Linked DNA regions of Homo sapiens: regions 1 and 3 are each linked to region 2. The links are chromatin loops, found by intact Hi-C in ENCODE. Cell type or tissue: heart left ventricle. All regions are shown on one strand. Each heading gives the region's core, and the rest is flanking DNA. Links, peaks and the distances in the headings are about the cores only.

Region 1 (10,388 bases), core at 1,679-9,678, 50 kb after region 2:
GGCTGCTTCACTAGTTCAGGACCCACCATCAAATTATGATGTCACAGAGCAGAGCTTCAGTCAATGTGGGATGGACATATAGTACGAGAAAGAAATAATGTTTTGTCATTTTAAGTGGCTCCAATTTTGGGATTGTTTTGATAGCATAATTTAGTTAATCCTCATGAGTAAAGCATCCTTGATAGGCTCATGATTTTTAGCAATAACATGGTTTCTGTAAATGTCTAAGCATTTGCACATATTTGTTGTAAAATATAGAGAGGTCAAGAGTTAGTTCTCTCACTGTGCCTGAGAAAAATTGCATAATCATAGTATCTTCTTCCCTTGGATGGTGCTATTGTTTGTAAAGAACTTTCTCAGAAATAAGTATTCATTTCCATCATACATCTGTGAGATAGATAGTTTGAGTGACACAGTTCTTTTTTTTTCAGGTGGGGAAACTAAGATTTAGAGAGTTTAAATGACACATCTACAATTGCAAGGTGACAAGGGGCCCATGCTCCATTCACTATGATATCCTGCCTCTGGTCTTCAAATAGGTTGAGACAATTTTTTCAGTTAATTCTCCTTGTAGGGTGATGGAAGTTTGCAGGAACTAGCCAACAACAAATATATTGTATCTCAGGGAATACTAAATTTTATCTGACCCTGTTATGAAACAGGTTCACCATGTACGGGTTACTCTAGCACGTACATGAGTCTGGTGAGACAGAACTCTCATACAAGCTAAGCAAAGCAACTTTATTACTCACGGATTAAACAGCAAGGAACAACAGAAGCCTCAGATTCACCACACGCTCATTTCCCAAGGCTGAGAAAAGCTGCCCAGGGCAGATGGGGTCTCATCTGTATGTGATCCACATCATGCTGCAGCTGAGGTATCTCCAAAGCATTCTGTGTTGGGTTTTTATACTCTGGGGGGACACTAGGATCACTGGGCCAAAGTGTTGTAGGACATCATGTTCTAGGAGGGGTGGGAACAAAGCTGTTCCAGGCAGTTTCTCCTTAGCTCAGCATGTTGCACTCTTAGCACGTTCTACAGTGATTCTCAAGGTTATATGTGAGACATGGGGAGAGCTGGGTCAGCCAAAGCCATCAGGGTGCCCATCACCATGATTAACATGTGATGGGACTCAATATATATGGCCACAGTTTCCCTTCTAATGTGAGCCATATCCTTTCTCTTCCCATTCCACCTTTGTTTCTACCTTACTAGCTAACTTCTGCCTTTCATCAAATAGGCTTGAATTTTCTCATTGAGTGGACAGAGACTGATATGTCCCAATTAAAACAAATACTTCCCGACTAACCACATATCTGGAGTTCGTACGAGTGTGTAAGTGATAGCTGTGGCAGGCAATCTCTAAGATGACTCAGCAGTCCTTGCCTCCTGGTGTTGCCTTGTTTAATGTCTTGTTTAATTGGGAGACTAATATCTCCCAATTAAAATGAATACCTCCTGATGAACCACATGTCTAGGGTTCATAGTAGTGTGTAAGTGAGAGCTATGGGAGGCAGTCTCTAAGATGGCCCACCGGTCCTTGCCTGCTGGTATTGCCTTGTTTAATGCCCTTACCCTGAGTGTATGCTGGGCTTGTTGACCCAATTCTGACAAATAGGATAGGGCAGAAGTGATGGAGTGTCTTTTCCAAGATTATTTCTGTAACAACTGTGGCTTTCATCTTGGGCATGTTCAAACTCTCCTCGCTCAGAACACCGACTCTCATGTCATGAGGACATTCAGGCAGTCTATGGAGAGGTCCACATAGCCAGAAGCTGAGCCCTGGCAATGGGCACATGAGTGATCTTCGAATCAGATTTTTCAGCTGCAGTTAAACCTTGACATGACTGCAGCCCTGGCTGACAGCTTGATTGACAACCTCATGAGAGACCCTGAGCCACAGACACCCAGTTAAGATGTGCCAAATTCTTGGCCCACAGAAACAGTGAGAGTATAAGGGCTTGTTGTTTAAAGCTGCTAAGTTTTAGGGTAATTTGTTATGCAGCAATTGATAGCTAACGTGAAACCAAACCCCTTATGAGTGCAGGTTTTGATGGGCAAGGACCTCAGGTAGGAAGGGCAACTCCATAAGGGAAGGAGCCCTTAAAAGGATGGAGGTGCACATGGGACATCATTTGCCTATTGCTCACTTTCATCAAATACTTTTCATCCCGATTTTTCAGGTTATACACATATAAAAGTTATGGTATTTTGAAATGCACAGGCAAGGATTGCTGAAGTAACCTACTGCAGCTCTTCGCACTTTACAAAACTGAAAACCAAGACCCTGAGAGGATAACTTAACGTGCTCCATGTCACAAAATAACCCAGTTTTAGGGCTTGAAGACTAGGTTTTCCAACACCTATTCCAGTGTTCTCTCAGTTGTACCATGCTTCTTCTCTGTTCGCAGTTACAAAAAGAAAAGAAAGTTTAAAATTAACCATTGCAATTCCACGAAGATTCTTAAAAGTTCACCATGTCTCTCATTTTAATAAATGTCAAAAACTGACTTTCAAAGCCTTTTTAAATAGTTTGTATAGAACACCGTCATTCATTCATTAATTCAGCAACTATGTATTGAACATTTCCTATGCTCCAGGCACTGTGCTAGATGCAAGAGTTACTAGGGTGGTAAAAACATTTGTTGGAGACACCAAAAGAAGCAGCCCATGGATCTTGTCTGTTTTATCAGTGGTGTTTTCTTTTGTCATCATAGATACATGTATGTGTTCCCATAGAGAGAAATCATGTAAAGGCTCAATTATTCAATATTAATATTGATCTGAAACTTTTAAAGCTCCCTTAGAAAGCTGATTGCAGTTTCACACTGAGAGTGGGCAAGGAGGGCTTTTTCTAGTGGCTCCAGAAAGAGCAATGTTCATGTTTCCAGGTACTCCTTCCTGAAGTGGGAGAATGCCCTGGCCTACTTAGACCCTCTTAATTGGAGACAGAGATACTATCTGCATAAGTCCTATGGCTTTACTTGAATTATTAGGAGCTAAGTAAATTCTTAAAAAAAAATGTGAGATACTCTCTGATACATCTTGTGAGCCTTGATGTTCTAGAAGTTAAATAGCATGGGTCTCTGGAGTAAAATATCCTGGAAACAGTGTTGGCGTGATGCATTTTTGCTAAGTGCCACAGGTCAGGGCACCTAATTTGCTCCTTGCAAAAAATGAGGATAGTAATTATACCACATGACTGTGAGAAGTGCTTTGTAAGCTAATAAATAGCCTTCAACTTCAATAAGTTCTCTTATTTCCCAGTTATAAGATCTCTGAAAGCTAAGAAGAGGAGGTGATCCATTTTTAATCTTTTATAGTCTCTAGGACTATGCCTAAGACTTAGTGGGTACTCACTAATTGTTTGTTGAAAAGCTACTGATTAATAATAGTGATAATTTTGGAGCACTGCCACGTGTCAGGTGATGTCTTAAACATTTCACTTGTATTAGCTTTTGATTCCTTATAGTGACTCCATAAGTCAAATACTATTATTATCACTATAATATGGACAGGAAAACTGAGGCAGAGAGAAATTGAGTAATTCCCATAGTAACATAGGTGGAGCTGGAATTGAAACTCATATAGTCTGGCTAACTGCCAAGATTTACTTCCCCTCCATAAGAACTGTGTATACATTTACTTCTTCTTATTAGAAGAAATATAGGCAGAAAGAAGAGTTAGTTCCCTTCGGTTGAATTAATAGATATTTCTTTTAAATGAGGTTTTATCCAATATCCAAAAGAAAGCAAAACCAAACAAAAACCAAACCAAACAAAAACAATCCCAACAAGTCAATCCAGACAAAATCATATTGAGACAACGTCAGCTGAGGCTTGTGGTTGAATGGACCGTTGACAACAATCATTTAGTATGTTGAGATGAAGCTGAGGACCTTTCATGTGGGAAAATATCTGAGAGGCGAGAGGAAGCAGACTGTGAGTTGTTAGCTGTGCTTGAAAATCATACAGATGGAGGGTCTTGGGTGAGTCTTTGGATTGTAGCCTGCTTGTCTTCAGTCACAGTGAGTATAAAATGACAGAAGAATCAATTGAAAGACTGGGAAAGACCTGTCACACAGGCAAATGACAGAACGATTGTGAACAATGTAGAAGACAGGGAAAAGGGAGGTGAAGAAGCAGCTAACATTTATTGAATGCAAGTTATGCTGAATATCTATAGTCTTATTTAGTATTCATTGCAATGGATGAGGTAATGCTAAACACATCTTGCAGATAAGAAAGCTCAGGATCAAAGAGGTTAAGTAATGCTACCATGAAGCATTCTCAGCTGGGAGGAAAAACCAGCCTCCTCCACTTACTCCCAAGCCTGTGAACTTTCCATTCTGTGGCTAGTAACCTCTGTTCTACCTCTCACTAAACTGCAGACTTGTAAGAAGCTACTGCTGAGCCAGAAGATTACCACAAAATGGCCAAGAAAACATTGCCATTATGTTGGGGAAAGAGGGAGGAACAAAAGGGCTAATAGAAAAGGAAGAAAAAAACCAACCAATGGAAATCACGAAAGACTGTGAGAGGAAGGACTTTAGGCTTCTGACAAAGTGTAGAAAAAAGAAAATGGTACTCCTGAGGCATGGATTTTCCAAAAGAAGGGTTTCTGATTCTACTAATCCTATTAAAAAGCAGAGGAAAGCTCTAGGAAACCTCAGATACCCTTTTCTCAAAGATGGCTACTTTCTTTTTGCCTTTTGTCATTCCTTCTCAACTCCCTTTCTTTTGCTCTGGGTCACTGGTTTTGGATCTTCCTGTTTTGCCTGAGCCATAGCTCAGTCTTTGACTTTTTGGCCCCACTCTTTAAAAAGTGGTTTTGCCAAGAGCAAATTGCCCAAGACGTTTAGGTCAGTGGTCACCAAAGCTGATCCACAGGTTGGATGCAGCCCATGGTGAGGTTGTTGGTGCCCTGTGGTAGAATGAGAAGAACTGGAACAACTGAGTGAGCTTTTCATAACACTAAATGCATTCCATACTGACTGTCTTTTTTCCTGAGATTATGTTCTTCTTGCTTGTTTGATGTTTCAGCATTTGTTGTTTTATGAAATGATGGTGAAAGTAGACGATTCCCCTTAAATACTTTTTAAAAAATTAAAATGTCCTGTGAAATCAATTTGAGAGACAGACATGCCTAGTCCATTGGAAAGAGTCTGATCATGGACGCTGATTAAAACTCAGAAAAATATTTCAGCAGGGAGCTCTTGACATTTTTAATGAAAGAGTTCACATGTTGTTTTAAATATTAAGTTAATTATATATGATGCCCCTATTGCTTCATCTGGTATATTGTTGGCATTTGAGCAACACATACACTTCTTCTCCCTTGAATCTCTCTTCTTTGATATGTGGGCATGTTTGTGCATAACGTGAGTTTTGACCTTCTTGGCCCTGGCTCACTAAATGCCAATAGTAATCCCCAGCTTCAGTTTTGATGACCATAATGTCCCCACACTTTTACCAACCTTCCCAGTGGAGTAGGTTTTGGGAATTAATAGAAGAGGCTGGTTTTGTATCTCATCTCAGAGTGCTTTGTGCTAGCATTACTTAACCTCTTTGGGTCTCAATTTTCTTATCTGAATGGGCATTACTCAAGGCCCAAGTGGGGTTCTGCAGAGCATCGCATAATCACCTATTATTATGCCCCATTTCTGCTATAGAGAAACAAGCACATGCAGAAGCAGATAATATTGTCCCATTTTGGTCATCAAATATTTGCTACAGTAATATACCTTAACCTGCTAATACCCGTGACACCCTTAAAATAAGAAGGAGCATGAATTGGGCAGTGTCATTTTTCTCATAAAATTTAGAGACATTAATCCAAGTTTTCTCACCTTTTAATACTATAATGGTCTTTCTTTTAGGATTTGCTTCTGCTTCAAATCCTACCTTGATGCAGTCAACCATTTTCTCTCTTGTGCCCTACAATGCCATATATGTACTGTAATGTGCCAAAATATGTAAAACACCTGGTATAGTGTCTGGCACATGGAGGTTGCTCAACACGTGTTATTGGGTGAGAAGGTGAATGGCCACTGCACAATATCAAATATATTCTACTGGGAAATGTCTAAAGAAATCACATGGATGCAAGAGAGGAGTTTAGACTCATTCATTACTATGTGGTCATAAATACCCACTCCTATCTCCCACACGAGGAAGGTGGATTTACTTCTTCCCTACATAGTTCTCTGATTGAACGTTGTGCCTTGTTTGTTTGCTTACCTTTTTTTTTCTTTATATACTCAACCTGATTTTATTTTAAATCCATTTTGCCTGTGCCTGAGATTTTGTTGGAGAAAGAAAGCATATATGAATTTCCTTTTGCTTGAACCCCACAAGAACTAATTCTTACCATTCCTGAGATTAAATCATTTTCACCTGTTTTCTTTTCTGAGTTGGGCGGGGGTGTGAGCATTGGGGGGGGGGGTATAATTTTTGGGGTCCTAGAACTTTCTCCTTCCTCTGCCCCTAATGTGTGTGTGTGTGCACGTGTGCACACACACACAAACACATTCACAATGAGTTTGGTTCAAAGGTCTTAGACCATGTAGGAAAGCAAAAAATGGACATGAAATGGCACAGAGTTTGGGCACTGTCAAGAGTCCAGCTGCACAGCAGCTCAGCATCTGGGTCAGTAGGAAAGAAATTAATGTTCATTGTGCTATGTCTTGTCTGTTAAGCACATCTCATTCTTTCTCCAGAGAACTCTGGAGTGTTATGATGGCAGAGTAGAGGAGAGGGAAACTGAAGACTAGCCTTTGTTGACCACAACACAATTAGCCCTTGTTGTCAAGCATCTCTCTAGATGCTTTTATATCACTTCACAACTCTCTAAGGCAATTATATGATTCTTGTTTTACAGACATGGAAACTGATGCTCAGAGAGGTTAAGTCGCTCACTCCAGATCCCCCATTGAGAAGCAGAGAAGGATGGATTTTGAACTTCATTTACTGTTTGTGTGTTTTTACTGTGTATTTTGTGTATTTCTTTCTTTCTTTCTTTCTTTTTCTTGAGACAGAGTTCTGCTCTTGTCACCTGGGCTGGAGTGCAGTGGCACGATCTCGGCCCACTGCAACCTCCGCCTCCCTGGTTCAAGGGATTCTCCTGCCTCAGCCTCCCGAGTAGCTGGGATTACAGGTGCCCGCCACCATGCCCAGCTAACTTTTGTATTTTTAGTAGAGATGGGTTTTCACCATGTCGGCCAGGCTGGTCTCTATCTCCTGACCTCAGGTGATCCACCCACCTCGGCCTCCCCAAGTGCTAGGATTACAGGCATGAGCCACTGCGCCCAGCCACTTTTCCAGGGATAGTTCCAGTTTATGCCTGTTGTCCTGGTGTAGTTATTAATAGCAACTCTCACCATTTGTCTTGGTATGCACAACAAATTATAAGATCATCTTACCTCTTTCTCTTCTGTGTTCTTCCCCTCTTGTCCAAGTGGGAGGTGGGAAGGCGCTGGGTGATTATGGTATCCATTAATGGCCTCTCTGTGTTGCAGGTATCTTTTTTTTTTTTTTTTTTTTCTGAGACGGAGTCTCGCTCTGTCGCCCAGGCTGCAGTGTAATGGCGCGATATCGGCTCACCGCAACCTCAGCCTCCTGGGTTCAAGCAATTCTCCTGCCTCAGCCTCCCGAGTAGCATGCGCCACCACGCCTGGCTAATTTTGTATTTTTAGTAGAGATAGGGTTTCCCCATGTTGGTCAGGATGGTCTTGAATTCCCGACCTCAGGTGGTCCGCCCGCCTCGGCCTCCCAAAGTGTTAGGATTACAGGCGTGAGCCACTGCACCCGGCTGCGTTGCAGATATCTTAAGTGTTCCTTCTGTTGTGGGTTGCCTATGTGGTTCTTCAAGAGTCTCTGTAGAAGCTTCTCACTCCACAGTTTCCTGACTGGGGAACTCTGATTCCAGCTTATTTTCCTATATACCATAATAGCTCTTGCCCTTCAGCCATTCACTGTCTTACAGCTTCCTGCAAGGGGTTTCTTTCGCACTAAAATGTAGCACTGCACAACCCTTTTGCAATGAAGAAGGGAGGAACTAACTGCATAGAGTAATGCTGCACTCCCACTTCTGAGTGGGAAGTCCCACACTTCTCACTTCTCAGTCGTCTTTTCATAGGAACCAGAGTGGGAGGAGAGAGAGGTGGCTGTTGGCAGGGCTGGCTCTGCTCTGGTGCCTCTCAATAACTCTTAGGGAATTTCCTTGAAATTAGAATGTGATAAATTTACTGTCAGGTGCTCAGATTGGGTCTTAGGTAAATGTCAGTGCAACAAGAAAAGTCCTACTTGACATTGCATTACATATCTATAACAAACACCAACTTGCAATATGAGGCAGCACCATCCTTACTGACAGCATCAGCTGTATTGTTGCAGTGAAGTTCAGTAGGAACCAGCACTCTATCAGTGTTCAGTTTTGGTTTTGACTCATCTTTATAAATTTGTTTTCCTCCACTGAAAATTTTAGTTACAGCTTGGAAGTGGAGTGGACTCCTTCCTTCCTAATTACCTTATCAACTAAAAGACGACTTTCTTTTCTTGACAAACCACCTCAACCAATCAACATTATTTCTCAAGAAAATGGAAAAAGTATAGTAGATCTAAGAACTTCTCCTTATTCCTAAATACCAGCAGTCAGCATGACCAGTTTTCTTTTTCCCATTGTTGCTTTAAAACTGATTAAAAATTGCAGAATGGGCTAGAGCCATGCGTTACCTGTGTTTTCATTTCCGATAGCTAATACAATGTCTGACACCTTGTAGGTATTTGAAAATAATTTGTTCAATGGTTACATTTCTCTTTGTACCATTCACAGTGCCTAGCATGATGCTGTGTGCATATTAAGTGCTTAAACATTTTTATTATTGATGAAATAATGTATAGTCCCTTTGCTTCATTTTTCAGGTTGCTTTAAGAAAGAAAAGGTTCATTTAGAGAATGTGTCATTTAGTTTGAGCCACATTTCCTGAAACTTTGCTTTCTTTGCAATCACACCAGAACAAGTTATCATGGGAAGAACCTGAATAGGGCTCAGAAAATGATCTTCACACCTCAGTCCCTTTTAGAGACCCCTTGGATGCCAATGTTTTTGTCTAGGCAGCCATTGGAACATTTATTTTTATTAACTTCTCTGTGCATGTTCAGTGCCATTTTCCTTCCCCCCTCAGCTTTGCAGCATTCCCAGGTGGGGGACAGCCTGGTCAGGAGTCAGGTTCAGGGCTTCAGCTTGACTCATAAATGTGGAAATAACAAAATGTGTTCCCTGAAGCTTTGCAGCATTGTCAGGAAATGGGCTGCTTGCATGCTGTACTTCCACAGATCTGGAAACTCTGCTGAGTTTGGGTTGACTCCAGAAAAAAGTTTAAAAGTGTTCAGGGAAGAGAGGAATGAAAGCGGGCCATTAGTTGGAGACACCAGCGCTCCGGTGGAGTCTGTGTCTTGGCTGGCCTGTTGGCAATGGGCGACTCTGGAGTGTGTGCTGTGTACTGTGGCGGCGAAGTTTGCTTTTCTAAGGATTGGGGCTTTGCAGGAACTTTCCTTCCCACATTTTTCATATCTCAGAAATCTGAGTGGCACCTCTGGGGAGAAGTGGGGTATAGAGTTATTGTTTCCGGCTGGAAGAAACCAAGGCATAGAGCAGTCTAAACTCAGAACTCAAGCATGAGTATTGGATCTTAACCATCTTAGTACCCAGCCTACCCTAGACTGTCAATAAATATGTGGAGAATCAGTGAATGTGTAAAATTGACTTCTATTTGTGTGTCATCAAAGGCAGGAACTGAGCTCAACATCAGGTCTTTTTGTATGCTGTGAGCTACACAGATGATCTCAGGGGGCATAAATGATGGGATTCAGGGCAACTTTTCCTTGTTTGTGTTGTTGACACAACACCTTTCTCATTATTCTCAACTCAGGGAAGAATTTCATCTTTGTGATTTTTCTCTCTTTGCTCCTGGACCACCAGAGCTGTGAGATCCAGAGGACAGGGAGTATGAGAGCAGCAGCTGGGAGGCCAGGAGGCCTCTAATCCTTGCCCTTATTTGGGCCTTAAGAAGACAATATAAAGAAGCTGACTGGTCACCAAAGGAAACACAGATTGTGGGTAGCTGGTGGTGTTTGTGTCATAGCTTCTTAGTAACCTCCCCAGAAGGCTAGAAGGGAATTTGATCACCAATCAAGTAAACGAAGAAGTAATTAGAGCTTTAGGGTTACTTTAAATGTATCGGATTATTTTTTCCATGATGCAATTTCGGGAGGAGTTTTTGTGATTCTTCTCCCCACTCCCCAAGAGGCTTCCATGGCAAGAGTCTCTTGACCTATAATGCTCGTGTTCATATCCTGGCTCTGCCACACACATGCTTTGTGACCTT
Region 2 (10,388 bases), core at 1,336-9,335:
TGTGTGATTGATGGGTGAAAGGGCATATATGTATTCACAACTTTGATAGAGATTAGAAATATTCCTTTAAAGATGTTGAATTAATTTTTACTCCCATAAAACATATATGAGAGTGCTTGTTTCTCCCAACCACTTGTCAAATTATCATTTGGTCCTTTCCCTAAAATGGGAAATGCCTTTAATGATTTTTAAGCTATCTGTTTTGCCCCAACTTCTTGCTTGCTCAGGAATCAGAAGGTTTCTAGATTCTGCTCTTATGGCTACTCAGAGAGATTTAAGAATATCTTAGTTCTCTCTTTGGCAACTGACCTAACTTTTATGCAACAAAGAAGGGAGAAGAGAGTTAACATTCATTGGATGGTCTCAAATGTTTGGTATTCATTTAGCTAATACTTGTTGAACACCTACTCTGTGGGCTCTGTTTTAGGTTCTAGGCATTTATCAGAGAACAATGCGGACATAGACTCCTGACCTCTAGGACCTTACATTCTAGCAGGGGAATGAGACATTAAAAAATATGATAAACACTCAAATTAGAAGGTGGTAAATGTGGAAATACAAAAAAAGTAGAATAATATAATGGAGATTAGAAGAACAAGAGGCAAATAAATTTAGGGGATTAGGTAGGATGGCCAGGGTGATCCTCATTGAGAAGGTAATACTTGATTAAGGACTTGATGGTGTTGGGAAGTCAGCCAAGAGATAGCTGAGAGAAGAGCCTTCCATGCAGAGATTATAGGCAGAATGAAAGCTCGAAGGTGAGTGTGTGCTTGAGGCTTCCAGTGTGACTGGTGTGAGTGGGAGTGAGGGAGGGAGAGAGAGAAAGGGAGAAAAGGAGATAGAGATTTGATAAAGCCTTACAGGGCATTCATTCAGTGAGGCTGAAATGCAGCAGTACTGCAAGGTTTTGAGCACAATAAAGACAATGATCTGATACATGTTTCAAAAAGTAAAGACTTTTCTTTTTTGAGACAGAGTCTCACTCTGTTGTCTAGGCTGGAGTATAGTGGCATGATCTCAGCTCACTGCATCCTCTGCCTCTCGGGTTCAAGGAATTCTCCTGCCTCATCCTCCACGTAGCTGGGATTACAGGTGTGTGCAACCACGTCTGGCTACTTTTTGTATTTTTAGTAGAGATGGGGTTTTGGCATGTTGGCCAAGCTGGTCTCGAACTTCTGACCTTAGGTGATCCACCTGCCTCCGCCTCCCAAAGTGCTGGGGTTACAGGCGTGAGCCACCACTCCTGGCCTCACAAAGTATGACTTTGAATGCTGTGTTGAATAATAAATATGACAAGATTCCCTGAGGGGTTGCGCATAAGATGTCAGAGGAAAAGAGAAGTTAAGAACAACTCCAAATTTCTCAAAGAACTTAAAACAGAATTCCCATTTGACCCAGCAATCCCATTGCTGGGTATATATCCAAAGGAAAATAAATCATTCTGCCAAAAAGATGCATGTACACTTATATTCACTGAAGCACTGTTCACAATAGTAAAGACATAAAATCAACTTTGGTGTCCATTAACAGTGGATTGGATAAAGAAAATGTGGTATGTATACAGTGTGGGATACTATGCAACAATAAAAAAGAATGAGATCATGTCCCTTGCAGCAATATGGATGCAGCTGGAGGCCATTATCCTAAGTGAATTAACACAGGAACAGAAAACCAAATACTTCATCTTGTCACTTATAGGTGGGAGCTACACGTTGGCACACATGGAAACAAAGAGGGGAACAATAGATATTGGGGCCGACTTGAGGGTGGAGGGAGGGAGGAGGACAAAGGCTGAAAAACTACCTATTGGGTACTATGCTTACTATGTAGGTGAAAGAGTATTTATATCCCAAACCTCAGTGTCATGCAATCTACTCATGTAACAAACCTGCATATGCACCCTCTGAATCCAAAATAAAAGTTGAAATTATTTTTACATAAGAATGACTCCAAGATTTTTGTCATGAGTTACCATCAACTGATATGGTAAAGCTCACAGATATAGCACAATTTTGGGAGGAGGCTAGAAGTTCACTTTTAATCATATTGTATTGGAAACATCTATTAGATATCCAAGTGGAATGTCAAATAGGAAGATAGATAAATGAGCCTGGAGAGAGGGAGGGAGAGAGAGATCTGAAGAAGGAAGAAAAGCAAGAGAGTTACATATTATATCTCATTTAATTCTCATGGTAACAGGTGATGCTATCTTCAGTTTACAAATAGAGAAGCAAGCTCAGAGTGGCTTGCTCTGACTTATCTGCATTCAAAGCCCATCATCAGCCTCCAGAAGTTCATGGCATCAATTTTTCTGCCATACAGGTTCTATGTTCCAGGATTTGTTCAAGGTTCCTTGTCATAAAGAACTTGGGAGAATCCCTTGAACCCAGGAGGCAGAGGTTGCAGTTAGCCAAGACTGCACCATTGCACTCCAACCTGAGTGACAGAGTGAGACTCTGTCTCAAAAAAATAAAAAATAAAAAAAAAAATAACTTGAGACCTGCTGGTTACACGTGGGGATGCAATAGATGTAGGTGAGAACATGGACAGAGTGCGTGCTATGGATACAAAACCCCAAGGTCTGTGGACCACCCTGAGATGACAGTCCCTTGTGCAGAAGGCACTTTGTGCAGAAGGAGTAATCTGGGGTACCACAGTTTACCCTAGTGCAAGCCTATTTCATAGTACCTAGTTTTTTCTTCCAGCTGTGTTCTGTTGGCCTCACTAATGTCATAATAAAAGAAGCTCTCTGTTTATTTCTGATATCTCAAGATGCTTTATCAACAATGTGGTTACGTTGTTGGTCATCCCATAGATAAACTCAGATCCCTCTACTTTCCAAGTGTGAGAAGATTTTGTTCTACAGTCGCTTCTGTGAGATCACCACAGCCCTGGCAAACCAAGAGGGAGGAACCTTGTGCCTTTGAAGTGTGATTCACAGTGCTTGATAAAGTGCCAGTATTCTCTAAAGTAAGTCAATATCACATGCCTTGTATTCTTAATTTGGTGTTTGGGCTTCTTGTTTTGAATTTTTCACTTATTTCTCATAAATAAGGTTTTGAGAGTCTATTGAAAAAATTATGCAGTGGGTAAGGATTCAGGTTTTGAAGCCAAGTAGCTCCATCAGTTCTTACCTGTCTGACTTGGGGCAAGTTATTTAAATCTCAGTTTTCTTAAATGTTATTGTGTAGACAACAGTATGGTTTGTTTAACAGAGTCAAGAGGATTACTAAAAGAGATAATCAATGTAAATTCTTAGTACTACTCCTTGGACAGAGCAGTGATAAAAATAGTTATTGTAAGTAGCCTCAAGCTAGAATATATTAATAATAAGATATATAAACAGTTTATATAACAAAAGAGTTCTCAAAATATTGTATTTAAAATGAAAACCCTTATATTGTCTAGAACAGTAGCTTGTAAGTATTTTCAGCAACAGCCCTTTATTCAAATGAAATTTCAAACAATTTCAACTTATAAAATACATAAATAATATTAAAATGATTTAAAATATATTTTTAAAAAAACTAAATGTATACAAACTGTTTAAAAAGCCAGTTGATGAGAACCATGGACCTGTTTGGATGAACATGAATACGTCAAATGGGAGTTAGGTGACAGTGCTGGTCTCATACCCACGCCAGCATCCAGCTCATATCTACATTTTATTTTGGGTGCAACATATCAAGAAAATCCTGGTGCACACAGATAAGCAGTTGCTGATTGTGACTTAAAAAAAAAAAAACTTACCTTGCAATTCTTAAGATACACTTCAAATAAACTGACCTAGTAGCCTGAAGATGGGTAGTAGGAAAATTTTATTTTGAAATTGAATCACAAATAATTTGAGAGCAGATGAATTGCTCATATTCATTGTTGATAAAAAAGACCCAGACTTTCAATAGACACTAAAACATTTATGCATAGCCCATATGAGACTTTCCATATGATTAGGGTCTATAAAAAATCTTTGTTATTCTCTAACTAGACTTATTTTTATTTCAAGCCCCTTGTTAACCCAGGAGGCTTGAAATAAGTTTCAGGCAATTCAGGGTCTTCTCTCCTCTCCATGGGGTTGTGTCTATTTCTCCTGGGTGCTATGTTGTGTCCAGGCGAGGTGGGGCATCTGGTCCCCCATTATCAACCATTCATGCTGGTTCCCCTGAGATATGATGTCCTTATCTGGACAGTGGTTTCTTGTTCACCCACATCACTTCCTTCTAGTGGTGCCTGTACAACCTCTCTAGACTCAACTTCTTTCTATTTTCTCCCTCCCTTCTCTTCATGTCATCATGCCCTCTGTGGCACACGGGAAACAATCTGTTGAATTGACCACTTCAGCATCATGATAAATGTTTCCAAGACCACTCTGCTAGATTGCTTGTAGCTTACCTTCCAGCTCCTGCCCTTTCTGGTTGCTAGAGACAGGTGGGTCCTTCAACTCTCTGAGCCCAATTAGGAAATGAACAGCAAGTACCCTCTGCTTTTGAGGACACTAAACCCATCCTCTAGCTACATAACCAGGGTTTGGTACAGGGATTCTAGCCACCCAATCCGGTATGACAGTATGAAACTCACAACCTTACATCTGACATTCTTTTTTTTTTTTCTTTGTCTGTGGTTCCTTCCTTCTTTTTTTTTTTTTTTTTTTTTTTTTTTGAGACAGGGTCTCACTCTTGTCACCGAGGCTGAAGTGCAGTTGTATAATCACAGCTGGTTGCAGCCTCGACCTCCTGGGCCCCAGCAGTTCTCCCGCCTCAGCCTCGCAGGTAGCTGGGACCACAGGTGTAGGTACCATGCTTGCTTGCTTTTCTTTCTTTTCTTTCTTTCTTTCTTTCTTTCTTTCTTTCTTTCTTTCTTTCTTTCTTTCTTTCTTTCTTTCTTTCTTTCTTTCTTTCCTTCTCTCTCTCTCTCTCTCTCTCTCTCTCTCTCTCTCTCTTTCTTTCTTTCTTTTTTAGAAATGGGGTCTAACCGTATTTCTCAGGCCGATCTTGAAGTCCTGAGCTTAAGTTGTCTTCCCACCTTAGCTTCTCAAAGTGCAGGGATTACAGGTGTGATCCACCATGCCCGGCCTCATCTACAAATATTTACTCAATGCTCACATCTTGTGCTGGCAAGTACGATAGTAGAATTAGAGAAATCTACACCCCTATCTCATGGAGCTTAAATTCTAGTTGAGAAGACGGACAATGAACAAATGCATACTAAATATATAGTCCGTTAGTTAGTGGTATTGCGGAGAAAAAATAGTGCAGGGAATAGATTTAGAATCTCTTACCTCCTGAGTGTGAGGTGGGAGATTGCAATTTTAAATAGTGTGTTTTGGGTAGGCCTCACTGAGCAAAGACCCAAAACAGGTGACAGAAACCTCCTCTCTGGGGAAGAGCAGGCAGAAAATATCCCCAGTGCAAAATCCCCAAGGCAGCAGCATGCCTTGGGTGTCTGAGCAACAGCCGGGAGATCTGTGTGGCTGGGGTGGAGCTGGCTAAATGGACTAGCCCTGGAAGATGAATTCAGCAAGGCAAATGGGATAGGGGTGGGCCAGCTCTTGTAGGTCACAGAAGGGGCTTTAGCCTTCTCAGAAGACGACCCACTATTGGAAGATTTTGAGAGATACGATCTGAGAAGCAAGATCTGACTTAGGTTTAAAAGAATCATTTTGACTGCTGAGTTGAGAATGGACTATCATGGAAAAAGGTCAGATGAAGGAAGATTAATTAAGAAGCTATTGCAGCACTCCGAATGACAGATGATGGTGACCCGCATAGGGTGAAGGCAGTAGAGGTCATCAGAAGTGGTCATTTGATGCTAGATTTGGATCTGAGATGTGCGGGAAGAGATCAGTCAAGAAAGACTCTAAGACACTGGCAACATGATGTTTCCCTTAAGGAGTTGTAGAAGATTGCAGAAAAGACAAGTTCAGGAGGCAGGGGTGAGGAAGATCAAGACTTTGATTTTGGACATATTGTGGTTAAGATGGATTTGAAGTAGGCAGCTGGATACATAAGCCTGGAGTTTAGGATGGGTGTGTGTATGTGGTGGGGGGTGTATAAATTTGAATATGCTTTTAATTTTGAATTAATTTAATTTAAATTTAGATTTAATGAATGTCATTTAAATTTTGAGTTGATTTAGTTTTGAATGTTTTAGAATTGTCTTAAAAATAAGTCATAATTAAATACATTAATAATTATTAATTTATTTATAATTAAATATATAAATTAGATAAAATTAATTAGAATAAGCCTTAAAATACCTTAAGAAATCTATTTAAAAATGAATTTAAATCATATCTGTGAAATTCCTGAAGTATAGTTGTAGAACTTGCATGGGGCTCAGTTTTAAATGTTGGTGTGCTCTTGATGTAAAAAGTACTGTTTGGTAATACAATCATCACAATCAATTTTCTTTGGTATGTGATATGGCAAGAAGAAATGATAGGATTTACCAATCTATGCCCCAAAGGGACTTATCTAAGTAATATTTCTGTTCTCCACTGTTTGATCCATTTCTCAGAAAAGTAGCTAAATTTTTCTTACATTGTTGAATATGCAGATGTGAACCACCAATTGCTGAGGGGCACTCTTGAGGGAACATGTACAGTGGGACAGATCACTCACTCCCTTTCAGGGTCATATTGGTTCAGCCCAATGAAGAGATTTTGTGTTATGTGCAAGTTGTCATGATGTACTTTTTAAAAATAGTGTCACTGACACATATCCACTAAAATAAATTAACTTGTCTATCTTGACTGACTCACATTCTAGAAACAGCAACTTCACATGCCAGTGATGATATGAGCCATGGGGATGGGTAGGAGTGGGAACACACCAGCAAGAAGATGGCAGTGCCAGAGGCCTTTTAATAGTTTTTAGCAGAGCAGTGCAGAGGTTATGAGAATAAACCTGGACTTTTACAAGCCTGGGTTATAATTCAAGCTCTGTTGCTTTCTGGATGGGCAGACTTAATTTCTTCAAACTCAAGTATTCAGACAAAAAATACAATGGGGAAGAATTATAACTTTCTGTTGTAAAGAACTAATGAGTGAATGCTTGCAAAATACTTAGAGCAGCATGTTGCACATAGCCAGCTCTCAATAAATGATGGCTATTATTATTGGTAACTCTTTTAAAACTAAATGTTTGGTCTCTTGAAATATCTTAAGCAGGATGGTTTCAGATTGTCACCTGCTCTTAATTGGTGAGCAGGGCTGCCACCCCAGGCTCAGATTTAAGCTGGTACAGACAGCCCTAGTGAAAATGAGCCTCCACATCATTAAATCTATAGTTGAAACACTTCTACTGCACACTTGAACACTTGAACACACACATTTCATCTTTCTTGGCTATTTGGACTTATTAAGCATTTCTGTAATACTTGTTTTCTAAGTTGGCTGCTTCTCATTAGCGTTTCCTCACATCACCCCATGTGAAAGATGAATACAACAGTCCATATTTTACAGACTAGAAAATTGAGGTACAAGTCAGCCTAGTGTGGTTTGGCCAAAGGCACCAGAAAAATAAGCCCTGGAGCTCCAGAATGTCTCACTATTGAGTTATGGTTGACTTGATGAAGGAGAATGTTCTCCATAGAGATTCAGAGCATTCAAATAAAACACAAAAGTGATGTCCTCTTCTTTGCCTAAGAGCAAACATACTACCTATAGTCATAAGATGGCAGCCAGAGATACCACTGTAAGATCAAATCTGATCAAGTCGCTTTTCTATGTAAAACCTTGTTCTGGCTCTCTATGACCCCAGGATAAAGTCTATCTTCTTAATGTGGCATATATGGCCTTCCCTGTGCTCCTCTGCCTCCTGCTGCCAGCCTCATCCCTCACTACTTCTGTCCTCACTCCAGCCATGCTGAAGACTTTCAGGTCTCTTAATGTGCCTTTGCACATAAAATGTAGAAAAGAACCTGGCTCTATCTTATTTCCTCTCCTTTAGTTGTATGTCCCCGTTTTCCAAGAAGTCTCCCTAGATTTCTCAAGGCTGGATGAGTTGGCCCTTCTGTATACTCCTACAGTACATGAGATTTATACCACTGATCTCACTAAAACTGTATTTTAAATCAGACTATCCCATGAGCCTGTTATCTCCTTCAGGACAGTAATTATACCTGCTTCATTGTAGATCCCCAGCTCCTAGCGCAATGCCTGCAAACAGTAGAGATACAATAAATACTCTTTTGATTGTATGAATGAGCAATATGCCTTGTGATTTGACATTTTCCATTTCACAAAATGGATAAATACTTCGTGTCAGACACTTTGATAAGTACTAAAGTACAATACGCTATGGCTTGAAGATTTAACAGTGGAATTTCTGGCAACTGCCAGGAGGGAGGTGAGGTGAGCTATGAAGCCTATTAGTGTGGGTGTTTGCATTAAGATATATCTCAACCTGGTCTCTTGGTCTTTAATAGGTATTGTCCAAGTGACCATATATTATAGTTATCCAAACTGGTACAACTTTGACAGTGGAAGTGGGCAGTATTGATAATTGTATTTTGACAATACGCATAGACCAGGGCTATCCCAGCAAAGTGAGTGTGCGGTCACTCTAGGTATATGGATTGGCCTAATGTGCTGTTAGTCCTGAGCTAAATCCCTGGTTTAACTGATCTATCTAATGGACTCAAAGCTGCTGCTGGGTGAGAAATCTCACAGTTGTACTGACTGAAACAGCTAAGAGACATGTAGCAGTGACTTTGCAACATATGGCTTGACAATCCTCTTCCTGAGGTAGCTCTAAACATAGTGGTAGTTATATCTCAGTGACAGTAGCAGGTGAGAGTGGCCGTTAAGCAGTAGTTCTGTCACTCAGTAAAAGTTTTGACACCTGGATTTGAACATGAAGGATTCTAACTGGGGAGCTGAAAGATTTCCAGATCAGCCGAATTGCTCAAAGCTGCCAAGTTGGCCTGAGAACCTTCTTTTGTGAGTGAGATATGAATGATAGTTGAAACTGCTTCTTAGCTGGAAAATGCAATTTAAGCATATGTTTAAAAAAGCAATAATTAAAATATTACTATTTCAGAGCTCTTCGGTGCTCCTGAATCCATGGCTTTGCCAAATGCTTAGCTGTGCAGAGGGTGATTATCTTTCAAGGCCAGGATAGTAGCTCCCCAATCACTGCAGTGTAGCTCTCAGCCTTGGCATGAGCTTAGGAGGTGAAAGAGGAGGACTTACATATTAGCAATAAAGGTGAACATTTCTAACACCTAGAAAGTGTTGAAATTCTGGTTAGCATGCTTATCTTGTTTTGGCAAATGTCCTATATTAAATGGAAGGTGGCATATTCCCTTTATTAAATTTCTGTTTTCTTTTCTGATAGGATTTCTCCAAATTTATGTCCATTATTTATGCCTAGAAAAAATTAATAATTTGTAGCTAACACATTCATTGACATAATACAATCTTAGTTACTGTTGTAATGGTTTTGGATAGGAGTTAGAAATTCCTTTGTATTAACAAAAGTTTAGGAAATGTATTACTGTTTAAATATTCCACACAAATGAACATAGATGGAGATAGCAAAATAAAAAACAAAACAAAACAAGACTCTGTGAAGCTGGTTGAAAGCGTTCACACCCTGAGATGTCAGCTTGCCATCCCATCTTACCCTTTATTTAGTCTTAATGTTAGTGTCTATTTTTTTTAAGACTGAATTGACCCTAGGTGCGTTTATAAAATGACATTTTAAATTCCCTAATTCAAACTTCTAAGTCAGAGCTATAATGTTGCTTTAGGGGTGAGTTCCTCCAGGAGGAAAACAGCAACAAAACAAAATATTTAAAAAGGTCATGAGTCAATTGTGCCAGTTACGTGCCATGTCCCTTTTGGGAAAGAACAGTGCACTGTGTGCAGAAAAGAAAGTGACCCATTGCTTGGTATAAAGAACTGTAATTGATGGGATATCTATGAGTATAAAGTATTTGGAAAGCAAATTGTTGTTTATACTCTTTATGACTTTCCCTGGCCAAACAACAGTAGGTATTTCATGCCAAGAAGGACTGAGGGGTTTAGAACAGGAATTAGGAAGGAAAAGTCACCCTTCCAATGAAGGAAAAAAATGGCACTGGGTGGGATGTGGTGGCTCACACCTGTAACTCTTAACACTTTGAGAGGCCGAGATGGGTGGATCACTTGAGCCCAGGGATTCAGGAGCAGCCTGGGAAACATGGTGAAATCCTGTCTCTACAAAAAATACAAAAATCAGCCAGTCCTGGGGGCATGTACCTGTAGTCCCAGCTACTGGTTGGGTTGTGGGGGTGGTGTGTGTTGAGGCGGGAAAATGATTGCTTGAGCCTGGAAGGTTGAAGCTGCAGTGAGCCTTGATGGCACCAGTGCACTCCAGACTGGATGACAGAGGAAGGCCCTGAAG
Region 3 (10,388 bases), core at 811-8,810, 71 kb after region 2:
GCTTAGTTTCTGTGTACTATTGCTAAACTCTCCAAATGAAATGCAAATCTCCTCATTACAACCAAGCGGTGCTGGCGTGTAGCTCCTGGAGCCCTCCATGCCCCACATCTGGACTGAGTTTCCTCTGGGCTTTCTGCACAGTTGTCATCCTGGGGTCTTCTTTTACCACTTTTTTTTTTCTTTCTAGAATTCCCTTAGTCTTTAACTGTGTGGAACCTCCAGTTTCCTGATTTCCACATCTTTCTCATTTGTGATTTACTCCTTTGTTGTAATGGAGTATGTTTCTATGTGGCTTTCTTCAAAAAGGAACATGACAGAACAATTTTTTGATACTTGGACTGCTTGAAACTATCCTTATTCTACTTTGACATTTGGTTTAAAATTTGGCTGGAGTCAGGGTTCTGGCTTGAAAATCATTGCTGACAGAGTGTAGGCCTTGCTCCTTTATCATTTAGCTTCCAATGTTGCTATGTCAAATGCTCTTCTCATTCTTCATCCTTCTTTGGGGATCTGCTATTTCTCCTTGGAGGCATTTGGGCTCTTCTCTTTACCCATAGTATTGTGAAATTTCACAAAGATATTCTTTGTTGTGGGTCTATTCATCACGATGTGCACTTGGGTCTTCATAATCCAGAAAGCCATTTATTTTAGATGTGGCAAATTTTATGTATTATTACTTTGATAATTTCTTAGTTTTCAACTTTTAGATTTTCTTCCTTCTAAAATTCTTATTTAGATGTTAGGTCTCCCGGACGCTTCCTCAGATTTTATTAACTTTTTCCCTCCTCTCCTATTTTTTATCCTTTCTTGTGGGTTTGCTTTACTTTCTGAAGATTTCCTCAGTTATCATCCCTTCTTTATAGCATTTTTATTTAATTGTTCTGTGAAAAGTCTTTTAAAAAATAGCAATGTGTTATTATCTCATGACGCAAAAAATCTTTTCTGGTTACTATGAGACTATTAATACTATATTAAAAAAATTTTTAAACCTTTCTTTGCTCACTGTATTGTCTTTATTTCCTGCAAGCGTGTCTTATTTGTTTATTTTGGCCAGTCTTTCCTGTTAGAGACTTCTCTCAAATGTGTGGTGAGCCTTGGCTGTATGTTCATATTTATAATGAAGATCAGAATTTCTGTGTGCAGGGGCAGGGCCTGTCAGCTGGTGGCCTCTGAGTGTCATGATCTGAGTCTTTGTAAGGAGCCATTTTTCAGAGAGGAAACTTCCAGTCTCTTGCATGGGTAACGTGAGTCTCATAGCTCAATATGCATTCCTAGCCTAGATCCTCAGCCCCATTTTCAGAACGATACCTCAGCTTCACCCTCAACTATGCCCAAGGACCCTGACTCTGGAATTGCACTAGTTTTGTCTCTCCAGGGAGTAAATCTACCTGAGGAGAGTCCTCTAGGGTAAGGTGGGTTTTGGCTGGATATATGAGGTGAACATCCTTGAAAAGATTTTCAACCATTTCTTTTGTTTTTAGTCTTCCCTTGGGACTCTCTCTCTTTCTCCTTTTTTTTTTTTTTTTAAGAAGTACATGTGTTAATGAACTTATGAGTTTCTAGACTTGTGTGACACAAATGATCTTGCTGGCTGACTTTGTCCTCTTCCTCTAGTCTTAGGGTTCAGATTTTTGGATACACATATAGGCACACACAGGCACATACACAACCAGGATCATACTATTCACAGACAGAAGCATATTTTAAAAAATTATAGAAAGAAACAGAAATACAGTTTATACACCATTTTGTGGTCTTATGAATATTAGAAAAACATGGGTTCCATAAAATAAAACCTGTAAGATGAGATGATAATACAATAAACAGATTTGAAATTGGAACTGGTTGCAGAGAGGCAGAAATTTAAAATGAGTTCCAAGGGAAAAAATGTTTTTAAAGTAAACATTTAAGAACAGAGTTTAAAAATGTAATAGGAGTAGAAATAACATCATAGTAAGTCAAATGAAGGGTATTGAATATATGCTTGGTAAAAAATATTTCAGAATGCAGAGGTAAATGACAAAAAAATAAAGACAATCAAAGCTGAGGTAAGTCATTTGGAGGATATATTACTGACATCATGAGAGTGACTGTTACTGAAGGGGATATCAGCATAAACAGAAAGAAAGCAATAGTCAGAAAAATTAAATGACATTTGGCTGGGCTAATGAATAAGGTCTGGTTTTGTAAACTGAATGAGCTCAAAAAATCCCAAAAAATATTAATGAAATTAACAACAAATAGATATATGCTGATGAAAGTCTTAAAGTTCAAGGGGAAAAACCCATCTGACATGCGTCTAAGCAGACAAGACTGGTCATCTGTGAATGAATAAAAAACATCCAGTTTCAGATTTCGATTTTCCCTTTGTAATGAGAAGCTAGAAGACGATGAAGTGATTTCCTCAGAGTTTTAAATGGGAAAAAAAAGACTATCACCAAAGATTTCTATAATATATATAGGTTTTGTTGACATACAAAGGTACCAGAAACACTTTATTGGATATACAATGACTGCCAATACATGAATTACACATATGTTTCTTTTAGAAATATATGCAAAACTTTTCTGACTAAGAAATGAGTATACCCACACACACACACTCAAGAACAGGGAAGTAATGAAATATAGAAAGATGAGGGCTATCACTGTAAAACATAAATCTTAATAATTATAAATTAAGGAAACAATAAAATGTTAGTACTTGAAAATATGCATATTTTAAAGTGACAGTGATTATTTGAAGGCAAGAAACTAGACCTCAAGTTCTGGACTATATCACAAAAACTAGTAGGAAGAAGTAAAAGTTGTAATCTAAAGTTAATAATTAGAGGAAAATAAATTAGAATGCACAGTCGAACAGTTCAACCATAGTGAGAGGTTAATTTCCTATAAATAACTAGATGGAAGAGAGGGAGAAACATAACTTGAATAAAATAGAAAACAAATAAAATAGGAAAGAATTGAAAAAACAGAAAGCATTCAGAATGACCGAAAAACAACTTCAGGGAAATATGAGCTTTAATGAAAAACTATGCTTGGCTCCATACAGGACACCCTTGTAAGTTATCTAGTTCTAGCCGCTAGTTGTCTTTGAGTTAGTTCACAACTGTAAGTTGTTGGTAACTGATAGCAATGCTAAATATTTCTTGTCTATAAACACAAATTCTGCCCTGACCTGGTCAATTGACCTACCTCCAGCTTCCCCTCAAGAAACCAGTTTGCTCCCATTTGTACATTAATGTCTATTCCTGATCAAATGTATCTGTTCTTCAGATTCTCTTTTGAACTGATTAGGACATCTGTCTGGTTTGCTTGGGTGTTAAATAAAATCTTAATATGTGTTCATTTCTAAGAGAGTCACGACTAAACTTTTAGCAAAACTGATCAGTTCTGATTAGTTATAAATGAATTAAATTCTGAGCAGAACAAAAAAGATATCAGACAGAATTAAAACAGCATATATATATATATTTGCCATATTAAAGGAACTCAAAAGGTACAAAAATAAAAGTTTAGGCAAAAATATCTTGGTCACGTTCAGACATAAAAGCAAGGATTAGCAATATTAGTATATGACTGAATAGAATTTACATCAAGTAATAATATATTGGACAAATAAAGGCAGTGTAAGTATTTAAAGTTTCAATCTATAATTAATTTATACTGTAATAGAATCTGAATATATCAGTGAAAGAAATTATGTGGAAAATGTCAGAGAAACAAGGAGAAATGGTCAGGTTCAATAGTAGTAAGACTGTTTATTAAGATTCTCCTCTTATTTGACCCACAGAGCAGGCTAAATAAATAAATGTAAGACAAATGAGTATCCAAGTAATATAATTTACAATATTGATTTGTTAGTCATAGATTGAATTTTACACCCTATAAGCAGGTAGATGACATAGCTGTGGAGATTTTCCTCTTGCAAAGTAGGCTTGCAGTCTCAGAAAGTTTGAACTAAACAAAACAGATCATTAAGTTCATTTTTAAAAAGAGTTATATATTCCATAGATATCCTCATCATGTCCTGAATCTTATTGTGTCTTTGACTTTTATTTTTAACTTAATTAGCAGCTCACCATTGAAGCCAGCCCAAATGATTGATAGACTGATAATAAATCCAAAAAGTGGCTCTTTGATAAAAACAAATAAAAATAGACAAACTCCTAGATAATGCAATAGAAGTAAAAATGGAAAATAAAGTGCCATACATGAGTTTATTTCTTGTTTAATTAAAAGTGAAGAAAAAACCATATGAATAACAATTTATGCAAAAGATGCTATGTGAGGGCACCAGTTATAAGTTATATAATTGAAAATAATCTAAATGTTCAAAGATGGGCTATTATAATATATTCTATTTTATATGTATTTAAACAAATGCCATCCTGTCATTAAGAAACATATTGTAGAATAATACTAAATAGTTAATGGAAAATTTCAGTTTGTTAGTGAGAAAAAAACTGCAAACAAAATACAGAGTATCATTTTACATTTATAAAATAGGTAAAAATATGTATAAAATGCATGATAAATATGTACTAAAATATTAAAAATAAAATTTTCCCTAAGTAGAGAGATCATAGATTATTTCCTTTACGCTCAGCTATGTGTTCTAACTTTAATGCCATATAATGCAAGTTTAAAATGTTGCTATCTGCATAAGAATGCCTTCTGTTTCGTCCCTGACCCACTCTTCTTTCCCTAAGAGTTTGCCCACCAGGTCATGAAGGGGTGAGTGAGCTCTGTGGCATCTCTGGGCAGGGCAGCAGCTGATGGGGCCAGAGGTACACACCTGCCCAAAGTTGGGCTCATTAGATCCTCTCTCGAGAATTTCAAATTGGGATTCAGAATCAGCAGTTAGTTAACTATGAGAATGAGAATCATACAAACAAACCTGGGGAACAGGGGCTGTCATTTGAGTGTGGCTATTCAAAAGCCATATGTACTGCTGAGCAGGCAGGAGAGTTTGGTCTGCAAAGAGAATAATCAATAGTAACAATAACAATGGATGCCATTCATTGTGTGCTCATTATGTGACAGGCAGTCTTCTAAGCACGCTGTATGGACTAACTCATTGATAGGCACATCTAACTTTTAAGGTAGATACTATCATTATCCTCATTGTACATGTGAGGAACCAAGACAGAGAGATTAGATGAATTACAGAATAGTGCAGAGGGCCGAGAGATGAGGGACCATGTGGTCTCAGAGAGGCAGAGACCAGAAGAGTGGCTCCCCTGTGCCTCTGGGCATCGCAGGTCCTAGTTCTAGTCCCTTGTGAGGCCTGTTTGTATGTCCTGCCATCTGTTTCCAAGAGATTACTCTGACTCCTTAAGCTAAACTCCTTGTTCTTCACAAGCTTGAGTGGCTAACAGTTTCTTGCAATTGAACAATCCTTGGCTAAGAGGGAGTATATGCTGGGGGTGACTACACATAAAGTGTCTTTGATATCTTTAAATGCTTTTCATGTTATCTTTGAAACCAGCCCAACGAAGGAAACAAAATGTTGCTAGAACTCATCACAAACAACCACATACAATAAGAGGCATCGATTCTCCCAACTCACAAATAATTTTAGAAAGTATTAAAAATATGCCTACTAAGGAGAAGGTACTCATTGAAAAACAGCCCTTGAGAGACTAGAGAAATCTCTAGGTACTCTCCCTCCTCTGCACAAAATGCCTATTTGTATAAATCTTTATATACTATTTCAGGAAGAGTTCACATGTTGTAGTGTGGCTACCAGCTTCTGGATGAGAGGCTATTGCTTACAAAAATTGCAATTTTTTTAGGTTATGTATCTGTACAGTTTTGAGTTAGTATCATCTAACCAGAGTTTTGAATGTTTTAATAGCTTCTAGTCTAACTTTGTCAATCTCTAGTTGGAGGACAATTCAAGGGAGCCCAAAGAACATGGCTGGGGAAGGAACACAGAGACTGGAGCTTCAGAAGTTACTATTAGTGCCAACAAAAATAGTTACTGCAAGGTGTTAACACTGGATAAGTAATTTCCTTTTCTGAGACTTGACACTTGAACTCTTTTCTTCCTAGCTTTTAGGATATACAGTGGTTCCCCCTTATCCATAGGGGATACATTCTAAGGCTCCAAGTGGATACCTGAAACCATGGATAATACTGAACCCTATGCATACTATGTTTTTTCCTATACATACATACCTATGATAAAGTTTAATGTATAAATTAGGCACAGAAAGAGATCAACAACAATAAATAATAGCAAAATAGAACAATTATAACAATATGCCAGCATCACTACTCTTGCACTTTGGAGCCACTATGAAGTAAAACAAGGGTAACCTGAGCACTAGTGCTGTGATAACTCAACCGTGGATCTGATAACTGAGACTGCTACTGAGTGACTCACAAGTGGGTAGTGTAGACAGCACAGATACACTGAACCAAGGATGATTCACATCCTAGGCGGGATGGAGTGGGATGGTGTGAGATTTCATCACACTACTCAGAATGGTGAGCAATGTAAAACTTATGAGTTCTTTATTTCTGGAATTTTCCATTTGATATTTTTGGACCATGGTTGACCGCAGGTAACAGAAACCACAGAAATCAAAACCGTGGATAAGAGGAGACTACAGAAAGATTTCTCCTTCTGGAGGTAATTTATGCTTCAGTGTGGTGTTTGTCACAATTACTGAAAACTAGATAGACTTGCCTTGGAGCAATAGGATGTGTTTTTTCCCTGTGTTTCTTGTTTTGGTGTAGCAATGGCTATGTAAAACAGCTGGATAGATATTCTTATATAGAGAACCCAAAGAAAATTCAGTGGCCAAATATCCAGATGAAAAGAGAAGCATTCAGTTAATCATCTGGATGTTTTGTCTACACAAGGAGAAATCTGTGGATGTTTCCAAATATTTGAGAAAATATTTGGGAACATCCAGATGTTTGGCCCTATGCAGCTCAAACATTCAGATGTTTGACTAAATTTCGCCTTCCAACCGGATGCTTCGGCATCAGATAGACCCAGCCTTGGTTATCGTAATTACGCATTGTTAACTGGTGTCACAGAAAATTGTTTGGGGGAAAAACACGACACACCAAAATGTGGAGGTTATAAATAATCACAAACATTACTAGTGAGGAAAGAAGGAGGGAATAACACCTCTGACCAATCAGGATGCATCATCACTAATATAAATTGTCAGCAGTAGTGTTCTCTTTGCAGAAGGTCTAATAATTAAAAATAATAAACATAAGCTGGTGGCTCCTACTAATGAAAACGAAGCCAGTAGCACTTGCAGTGTTTACAAAACATGAAGGATGTGAAAAGGAACATCCTCTGCTTTGAAATGAGTTGAAAATTCTAAACTTCATGGAAACGGGTTGAATGAGAGTTCAGTTTCCTCCTCTTATTTTAATGTGGCCTTGCAGTGTCTCCGATTACAGTGTTCTTAAACTTGTGGGAATCAGCCTAATAAAAATACTTAAAGAAATACAGCTCATCCCTCAGCTGTGGGCCGGCTGTGTAGATTACCATGGTGCAGGAGTCAGGATCTGCCTCCAGAAAGCAGACTCCGTTTTCTACACAGCAGTAACATGAACTTGAACGGAGGCGTTAAATGAGAAGATCATGTTTTGATTCTAATTAAGATTTTAAAACCTGATTTTTAGCCAACTTGTTGTTGGTGAAAAACAGCAATGCCATAAATAAAATAGCCACAGATGGACCCGGATATTTGTTTGAACAACCATAAAAATTCTTTCATTTTAATTGATTGATACTGGACAAAAGTAGTATTCAGCCAAAACCTTACCGCTAGTCTTATAATTATTTTTTTAACCAGTTCACCACTACATTCCAGGGGAACTTCAAGACATCCTACTGAGGTGTCTGGTACAACGTCTGCACCTGATTACATGTTTGACTTTGCATACCAAGCCTGAAATTGTTCAAGAAAATTAATCTCTTATATACTTGCAAAATCCTATCTGGAAAGTAACCTAGATGTGGTCTGGGGTTCATTTTCAAAGTGAACAATCTTCAGAGAACCTGGGACTGGATCGTACTTAGGAATAATATGGTCTGTCATTCTTTGTAGGATGGGAATGACTGTTGTAAAGCCGATGCTAATTTTTCAAGGAACTTCTCTAGAAGATGCAGAAAGAAGCAACAGACCTTAAAATCTAAAAGCATTTAATATTTTTAATTGCTTTCTGAAGAATTAAACTCTGGTTTAATTTGAGAAAGCATCTCAAACATTTTTCGTATCAGAGCAAAAGTTACCTAAGTATGATCCAGTTAGAAGACATGCATATTTTAAAATACCTATGATACACTCAGCTTGTTTTTGTTTTTAAAGAAACAGAAAATATGACTTTGGTTCTAAAAATGCCTTCATTGGAGTAGAGGAGGAAATATAATTGCTACACAAATTGTATGGATTCAACGGAGGAGTCAGCTATGATTTCTTTCTCTGATGACAATGAAACTTTTCACCTTTATATGCCAACTAACTGGAAAAATTTTCCTACAATGTTGTGCTCAGAAGTGTGATAGGAGAATTGAAAGTAATCAGTGTCAATTAGAAAGACCTTGGACATCATTGGGAATGCCTATTAGAAGGGATAAGAGCATGCTAGAAACAGATGGCTTGAGCAAGATTGTTGGCTCTGTCTCTTCTAGCTTCCTGACCTCATGTAAGATATATAACATCTCTATGCCTTGGTTTCCTTATCTGCAAAAAGGGGATAATAATAGTAGTACATAGTGGATAGGACTGCAGCCAGGATTAGATAACAGAGTATATGTAAATCTCGTAGATCAATGCCTGCTACATGAGTAACTTTTTAATCCACAGTACATGAATCAAATTGCATTGAATCAAAAGTTTTGTGAAGATTTGAGATGAGAATGAGAGCCAAATAAGCCATATCATAAGAAGCTGTGATCAGAAATAAAATGAGGTATGTTTTGACACTTAATGACATTCTAAAAGATTGGGCGGCAGCAAGATGTACACACGTCTCTGCAGAAAATGTGGTGAGGAGGTAGGGGGTTGGGCAAGGGAGATCAATCTCACAGCTTTCAAGTAGGATTCTGTGGGTGGGGAAGAAAACTAGAATTCACAGAGAAGGAACTGGCTGATATTATTATTATTTTTTTTGATGCAGCATTTCAGAAAACATAATCAATGGCATGCGTCCAGTTCCCATTTAGTAACCAAAGAACTAGCTGCAGCTGTTTTTTATGCCTGGTGGTGCCAGTTTGATAGTGTATAATCATATTTGCATAAAGATAAAAAGGAAGGTGTTATAGAACACAGTTAAGCCTATGGTTTCACCATGAATTAAAGGTAATTTCAGACTAATTAGGTATAATTTGTTAAGGAATTCTTCCCAGCAATGATGACTCTGATTTTGTAATTACAGGACAATGCTTACTGTGGCTTTCAAGGCAGGAGAAAGCACACCCGAGGGGGTCGTGTCCCACACTAGGCAGATCTAATGGTGCCACAAAAGACAGGTGTTTTGTCAGATTTCAGCCACACACTTTCACACCTGCAACGCATTAACTACCGCAGCAATGTTAATGAAGACCAGGTGCCTGTTCTCCAGCATAAATGAGGAACTGGCAGGAGATTTGCTGTTTGCTACCTGACGTCTACCCCTGAGTCTCTGAACCCCGTCCTTCTGGTTGAAGGGGAAGGTGAGTGGGGTAACAGGGTTTTGGGTACTTTTGCCTTGGTCCTTTTGAGTTGTGGGATGGAGATACTGAAACATTGGTCTTCGCATTATGGTAGTGACCTTTTTACCCACCCATTGAATTTCCCATCAGTTTCCACCCTAAAGTAGTGGAAAACATTCTTACAGCACTAAGTATCTCCAGGCTTTCTGTGCTGCTACCCCTTTTGTGCAGAGTTCAGCCTCTGAGAGTCCTGAAAATAGCTGATCTGCAGAATCTACAAAATGGATTTCTGGAAAGTGCTGTGTTATCAGCTGCTACCAGGGAAAGTTTGATTGTAGCTACTTGAGTCTTTTCAAACTTGAAGTTTTGCCATTCCATCCGGAAATGAGTAATGGAGGCCTTGAGCAAGGCTTTTCACTTTAATAAAACACAAGGTTTTCATTGTGTGGGGCTACATCATTTTAATGCTCTGTGTTATGAAATACAAAATCTTTTTCTTCCTCCCTTAAGAAAAAAACTCTGCAGCAAAGCTTTTCCCTCCTCTTTTTTTCCTTCTTTTCTTTGTTTCACCTCTTTCAGCTGCAGTTGTCTGCTCCCTGCAATTTCCAGCAGTTAAGTGAAGTTAATATTGTCACACACACACACACACACACACACACACACACACACACACACACAATTGAAAGTGAGGAAAAGAATGAGCAGGTCTAGGTTCTCA

What was found. Peaks named below come from ENCODE experiments on the same cell type or tissue, not always from the same donor. Only the 100,000 strongest peaks of a DNase experiment are listed, where the experiment ranks them.
Region 1: it touches region 2 in a loop (1.8-fold over the local background); 7 of 110 quality-filtered maps call a loop at or near these places.
Region 3: a loop joins it to region 2, with 3 times the contacts of the local background. A loop is called at or near these places in 2 of 110 quality-filtered maps.

Annotation. Positions count from the first base shown.
Region 1 is chr9:13,961,185-13,971,572 of GRCh38, reverse strand. The region is part of intron 4 of LOC101929507 (a long non-coding RNA gene); the gene reads left to right. Among named protein-coding and RNA genes, the nearest start is that of LINC00583, 38 kb to the right of the region's middle. In heart left ventricle, for the core only: no CTCF peak of the experiment used is centred there; no DNase peak of the experiment used is centred there.
Region 2 is chr9:14,010,755-14,021,142 of GRCh38, reverse strand. It overlaps LOC101929507 (a long non-coding RNA gene), which reads left to right and starts at 1,051. Exons shown (of 8, transcript XR_001746621.2): 1 at 1,051-1,092; 2 at 2,816-2,970. In heart left ventricle, for the core only: no CTCF peak of the experiment used is centred there; no DNase peak of the experiment used is centred there; H3K27ac peaks cover 3,442 bases.
Region 3 is chr9:13,938,964-13,949,351 of GRCh38, reverse strand. It overlaps LINC00583 (long intergenic non-protein coding RNA 583), which reads right to left. Exons shown (of 3, transcript NR_038194.1): 2 at 4,901-4,977; 3 at 3,745-3,960. LOC101929507 (a long non-coding RNA gene) reads left to right here. Exons shown (of 8, transcript XR_001746621.2): 5 at 8,844-8,949; 6 at 9,415-9,691. Among named protein-coding and RNA genes, the nearest start is that of LINC00583, 16 kb to the right of the region's middle. RefSeq lists an enhancer at 8,988-9,804. In heart left ventricle, for the core only: no CTCF peak of the experiment used is centred there; no DNase peak of the experiment used is centred there; H3K27ac peaks cover 999 bases.